2 separate regions of the Mus musculus genome follow, and region 1 is linked to region 2. A link is a loop called in an ENCODE intact Hi-C map of the cell type or tissue named here. Cell type or tissue: gastrocnemius. All regions are shown on one strand. Links, peaks and the distances in the headings refer to the core of each region. The heading gives the core; the rest is flanking DNA.

Evidence for each region. A loop is a pair of places that touch in the nucleus more often than their neighbours do. Peaks named below come from ENCODE experiments on the same cell type or tissue, not always from the same donor. Only the 100,000 strongest peaks of a DNase experiment are listed, where the experiment ranks them.
Region 1: a loop joins it to region 2, with 6 times the contacts of the local background. A loop is called at or near these places in 18 of 42 quality-filtered maps.

The regions. Positions count from the first base shown.
Region 1 is chr1:91,960,722-91,963,632 of GRCm38, reverse strand. It overlaps Hdac4 (histone deacetylase 4), which reads left to right. Exons shown (of 27, transcript NM_207225.2): 18 at 2,073-2,180. Among named protein-coding and RNA genes, the nearest start is that of Gm46242, 83 kb to the right of the region's middle. RefSeq lists an enhancer at 1-705. In gastrocnemius, for the core only: a CTCF peak has its summit at 1,181 (motif pointing left); a DNase peak (open chromatin) is centred at 1,169; H3K27ac peaks cover 1,115 bases.
Region 2 is chr1:92,359,199-92,362,109 of GRCm38, reverse strand. No RefSeq gene overlaps it. Among named protein-coding and RNA genes, the nearest start is that of Gm35992, 19 kb to the left of the region's middle. In gastrocnemius, for the core only: a CTCF peak has its summit at 1,601 (motif pointing right); DNase peaks (open chromatin) are centred at 1,607 and 1,897.

The DNA.
Region 1 (2,911 bases), core at 191-2,690, 400 kb after region 2:
ACTAACCCCAGATCTGAGGTCCAACCGGCATGCCAAATGAATGCAGGCGTACTGAACAGATGTGAGGGGAGCCCATGGGGCCCAGCCTGCAGAAGGGAGGCCCAGAGGCAGCAAGGCAGCCCAGAAGCTCTGACTTAGTGTCTCTTTGGGTCTCTGCTACAGCCATGGACTCAGTTTTCCTCCCAAGATTTCCAGGGCTCGCTCCCCCTCCACCCACTGAGGTGTCAGAAAGAGCAGTGCAGATGCTATGGGAAATCTGAGACCTGTGTGGGATGAGGAGTGGGGACCTAAGGGCAGGCCCCTCTGTACCTGGAAGCAGCTTCCCATTGCCAGTTCTGTCATATGGTAGTTCTTTTAGAATGTAAAAAACCAATCCTTATTCGCTCTGTTAAGTAAAAGTTTGAAATACTTTTGATCTTTTTTTTCCAAACCAAATAAAAACTCTTCTGTTTTGTTCACCTCATTATTGTGAACTTGAGACTAGTAAAGGCCTGTGTCTTTGACTTCCTGCTCCTGCCCTGCCCTGCCTGGAAATGTAGGCTGGCTTCTGCTGGCTTCTACCTCCTCCGACTGCAACTTGAGCCCCTCATTCCCAGGGCTCACCCAGATTTGCCACATGCTCCGTTGTCAGTATTCAGCTTCATTTCCCAGATATTTCTGTCTGTACTTCCTATAAAGCACTTTCCTCTTGCTCCCGTTAGCATCACCACCCTAACGGAAGCAGCTGGTAGACATAACTGGGGACAAAATAGCAGAAAGTCTTGCCATGATAGCAGCCTGGAATCCTGGGGTTTATTCCTTCCTCTCTGCAGAAAGGAGCTTGGTCAGGTTACAGACACTGACCTGTGATGCCCAGAGAGTAGTCTACAGAGAGTCCTGGAAGAACTGGCACATGTCATGTGTAGTCCCTTCCCCATGTCTTAGACATGCTCTTTAATAAAGTCAAGCTCAAGCTGGAGAGATGACTCCATCCTTAAAGGCTAGGCTCACAACCAAAAACATAAGAGTTAAGTTCCCAGAACCCATGGCTGTCTCTCCAGCCACCAAAAAAGTACAAAGAAAAAAATAAAATAAAGCTAGGCTTTTTCTTCACACATGGGAAGGAAATGATCACTGAGCTTATAGCCTCCAGCCTGGCCTGGACACTGCTGGGCTGCCTAGGACACTGCTGCCCCCTGGGGGTCACAAGGCAGCTGGTAATGTCTGCTGCACTGTCTGTCACCTTTGATATTATAATGAGCCAATAGTAAAGATGTGATTCTCCAGCCAGAGCTGGTCTGCACAGGACTACAAGCCAGGGTCTCGGCTTTGAATAGTGATGCCTCTCAGGCATTCCTTTAACATTTGAGAACTATTTAAAGAATATAGCCCATGCTTGGTACCCACCTCAGCAATATCTTCACCCATATAAAAGAGGTTTAAATCATCTATTTCTGAGAGTGAAGCTTGTGGAAAGCTGGAAAGAGTTGTTCCCTCTCTACTGATGATCAGTATCAGTTAGCAGATGGTGATGAAGGTATACACACGGACACACACACACATGTGCAAGTGCACACATGGACACACATACCAATGTGATTTTAAAGAATGGTAATGTGTTCTCCTTTGCCCAAGCCAGTAAGACAAATGGTTGGCCCTGCTTTCTGTTTTGAGTGGAAGCTAACAGGCCACCTTTCTGTTACCTGGGACAGACCTAAGAGTTCGTTTTTACGCCTTGTGTCCTGGTCTCATGTAACTACTCTCAGTCCTTAGTAGGCTTGCAGTTAAATTCTACGCATAATAGAACCACTCATTATAGTTTCTGTTCCGTTTCATTTTCTGATTGTTAGCATAACTCTTAGCTCCAGTTCCACTTTGCATGGTAAGGGAGTCAGTAGGTTAGGATGCTCACTGTCAGCCCAGGTCTGTTAGAGCAAGTTAAAAGGAAAGGGTTACTGGTGGGTACAACATGATATTTCTGGTCATTTGCTTTTATTTGTGTGTTTACTATTTGGCACATCTCAAAAAGAAATGTGTGACAGCAGTGATAGTGACACAGGATGTGGCTCACTGGAGGAGTGTTTTCTCCACAGGTGGATAGCGACACCATATGGAATGAGGTGCACTCGTCTGGGGCAGCCCGCCTGGCTGTAGGCTGTGTAGTGGAGCTGGTCTTCAAGGTGGCCACGGGAGAGCTAAAGGTCAGTCAGCATCGTGGAGCTAGGCCACACGAGGAAGTCTGCCCACTGCCCTTTGCCCTCTGTGAGGAAGCTCCTGTCCAGGATGATGTGGTCATTCCCGTGCTGTGAAAAATGCGTTGTTCACATTCTGTGATGGATCTGTAGAGCCCTCTAACCTTCCCAGTGGCTGAGGAGCCTAGCAAGGTTTTGTTCATGTGGCCCATCTCCTCAGTATCAGCAGTATTAAAATTAAAATGAGACCTTTTAATGGCTGCTGGATTCACACCTGAGTTACAACAGTGTAAACTGATGGAGAGACACTGGGATAAGACAGAGTCGAAAGAGAGTATTTTGTGATCTTTGTGAGAAACTTGATACTTCTCTGACCTGTGTTAGTGTTGGCATATGGCAGATCTTTAAAGCCAATGCAATGTGAACCTTGCAGCCTCCTACTTATGTAGTTGTCTGACCCACAGGATGTTTACTGAACCAGACAGCAACTGTCCCAGCACACTGAGCCCTAGCAAAAATCAAGTGCCCTCCCATGTCAGGGTGCCTCTCGTTTACATAGGGGCAGGCAGCTCTGAAGGCTGAGCCCCATCACTGGCAGCTCCTGCCCACCCTCTTCCCAGAAGTAAATGGCCTTGTCTACTTGAAAAGTGGCTTAGATCTCCCCAAATTGGAAGGCCAGAAGTACTGACATCATTACAAGGAAAATGAGTATCCTGGAGAAAAGAGGGACTATCTCAGTT
Region 2 (2,911 bases), core at 175-2,674:
GTCCCTGCTTCAGGGCCCCTCATCAGTGGGAGCACACATAGGATGCACACATACAGAGATCAGACTGCCAAACTGGGTACTGAAGCCCTGTGCCTCAGGCAGTATCTTATCTTAAATCCACCTTTAGGGGACAGATGGTTTTTTGTTTCGGGAAATAACTTTAATGGGCCTTTTGCTGATGCGAAGGGAAAGCAAATATTATATTCTGCAACAGAAAGCTCTAGTCAGCGAGGCGCTAAATTGCTCCGCATAACGAGGTAAGCGCTGTCTCCCTGGGGTGGAACTGCATCTTTGTTGATTATGTTTTCTTCAGGAAATTCTCCTAAATATGGATTTAATCTGAGCTGTTCCTGGAGATGGCTGTTTGTTCTTAGAAGATGTGGGCTGAATACACTCAAGTGTGTGAGTGGATAGCATGCAAAGCCAACTGTGTGTGTGTGAGAGTGTGTGTCTGTGTGTGTGTGTCTGTCTCTGTGTGTATTAGTCTCTCTCTGTGTGTCTCTCTCTCTCTGAGTGTGTGTGCATGTGTGTGTGTGTGCATGTGTGTGTGTGTGCAGTAATACGAGTGTGCAGACAGTGTGGTGATACATGTGTGTGTAAGAATGCGTACTTGTACATATATCTGCATGTATGACAGTGTCAGTGTATGCCTGCCTTTTTGTTGGGCTTGGCATGGCTACTGAATAGCCTCAGGTGTAGGACCTGGGTCTCCTACCTCCCCTATGCTTCTGGTGGCTCTTCTGTCAAGTGAGGCGGCTGAGCTTCCCATCGCTGGGAGAGAACAGAGCAGAATATATAGAGCTGGTTTCCCACATGACCCAGGTGACCCTCAGGATGGCTGAGAGTATGGCCACCAGGGTAATGGTGTGGTCAGGTGAGCCCCTCAGGACTCACAGTACACTTAGCAGTTGCTGGTCCTCTCAGCTCTCCCAGCTGCAGGCAGGGCCTTCTTGTGGCTTGCGGTGATGTGACCTTGGCCATTGTGAATGTACAGAACCTGAGTGGACACTGGGTGGGGCCTAGTAGGGCTGAAGACAGATCCCAAGCCCAGGGAAACAGAGGCTCTTTCCCCCTGCAGAAAAGCCCCACCTCATTCACCATCCAACTTACACTTGTCGACCATTCCTGAATGCTCTCAAGGGCTGGGCAAGGGAATCGGGGTAGGGCACATACTCCCTGCTCAAAGACAGCCGCCCACAGATGGGCTGAGAACAGTCCCTGAGACGGCACGGGAAGGGCATCCGCCAATGTGAAACGGTGTTGATAGTGAGCTGCCCCTGGTCTCCAAATGTCCTGCCAGACCTGGAGAGGGGTGCAAGCATTGGCCTGGAGAGAAGGTTGCTAGGAAACCCTCACCTGGAAAGCCAAGTCTCCATCTCCTGCCATTTTGCTAGAAGTAGCTGAAGTGGAGTTGGGGGTACTTGCATGATCTTGACATGCAAATTTTGGAACGTGAAGATGGACCATTCTCTGGAATCAAACTATAGCACCCTCTAGGAACTATGGAGGCTTTGAAGGTCAGCTTCTGATTGCTGAACAGGATCATGGGGTGAGAGGACGGTCAGGAACCGCTTGGTGGGCAGATGCAGTTCCCAGATAAGACCACAAGGCGGCGCACCAAATCCAATGTGGTTAAGGAGAGCGTGCCATGAATTCCAAGAGTGGAAACATGGGAACTTCCACACCCACGCCATTTCCACTATGGACATCAGGGAGCTGCAGGAATGGCTTCAGGACTTCAATGGTATCCCATGGTCCTCGTGGAATACAAAAAAAAAAAAAAAGTTGTTGCTTGGATATACCTCATCAAAGAGACATACTACAGATGGTCATGGAGGGCACCTTCAGGGCCCCAAGGCTCCCGCTGAGACCATCCTATTGTTGCTGCCCAGTGGGAATCCATGCAGCAAGCCAATGCTAGGAGACTACAGCATGCTGACTACCATGGCTCTCTGACTTCACTGGGGCCACCCTACAGGCTGCATGCTCTCCGTGGTGGTGACCATGGACTTTGGTGTCTTCCTACACTACCCTGTTGAGTAGGGAGGGCTTGCAGGGCCTTGAGAATTCTCTCCTGTTCCAGCTGCTTACACGTAGACTGATCTGGAAAATGGAGCTATCCATGCCTGGCTTGGGATTCCACATTCTCTGCAGTGTCCTTACGGGCATGTATTATTTATTGGAAGAGGTAGCTGCCTCGGGAGTAATTCTCCTTTGTAATTCTCTGGCAGAAGGGGCAGATTTGCCAGCTGCAGGCTTGGCTTGTCAGGGTCTCCTAAGGCTGTAAACCCCTGGCATGTAACAGCCACTCTCTGCATGCCTGCCACATCTCAAAGTTGGTGTGGGGTGGGGGGCGGTAGGGAGGGAGACACCTGACTTGGGCAGATAACAGAAACAGCCCAACTCAAGGACAGGAAGTAGCCCTAACCAGTTGAAGGCAGATGACCACACCCTAACCCAGGCTGGTAACCTCACCCAGATGAATACAGAGAAACATATTCAGAGTCCATGCACACAACCCTGTCCTGATATAAGCAGGTGATCCCTGCCCAATACAGAAAGAAGACCTCACCCAGATGCAGGCAGATGTCTCTGTCTAGGACCCAGGCGGTGGTCAGTCACTCAGTCCAGTCCCTACCTGGGCAACTGTGGGACCAGAGACTGCAGTCAGGATATATTCATGTGACTGGGAGCTGTAGGATGGACCATAGCCCACTGTCCAGCACCCCACTTCTAGCTTCCTACCCCTCATTGCCTTACTATTTAGCTTTAGTCTATCTGGATATGCTGAGGGACCCACAAAGGCACCTTTGCAAGAAGGCCGCCTACCCTCTCAGGATCCCCTGATTTCATCCTTTAGCCATGCCCAGGCTGTCTGATTTTGTAGACATCAAGAGCCTTGGCCAAGTGG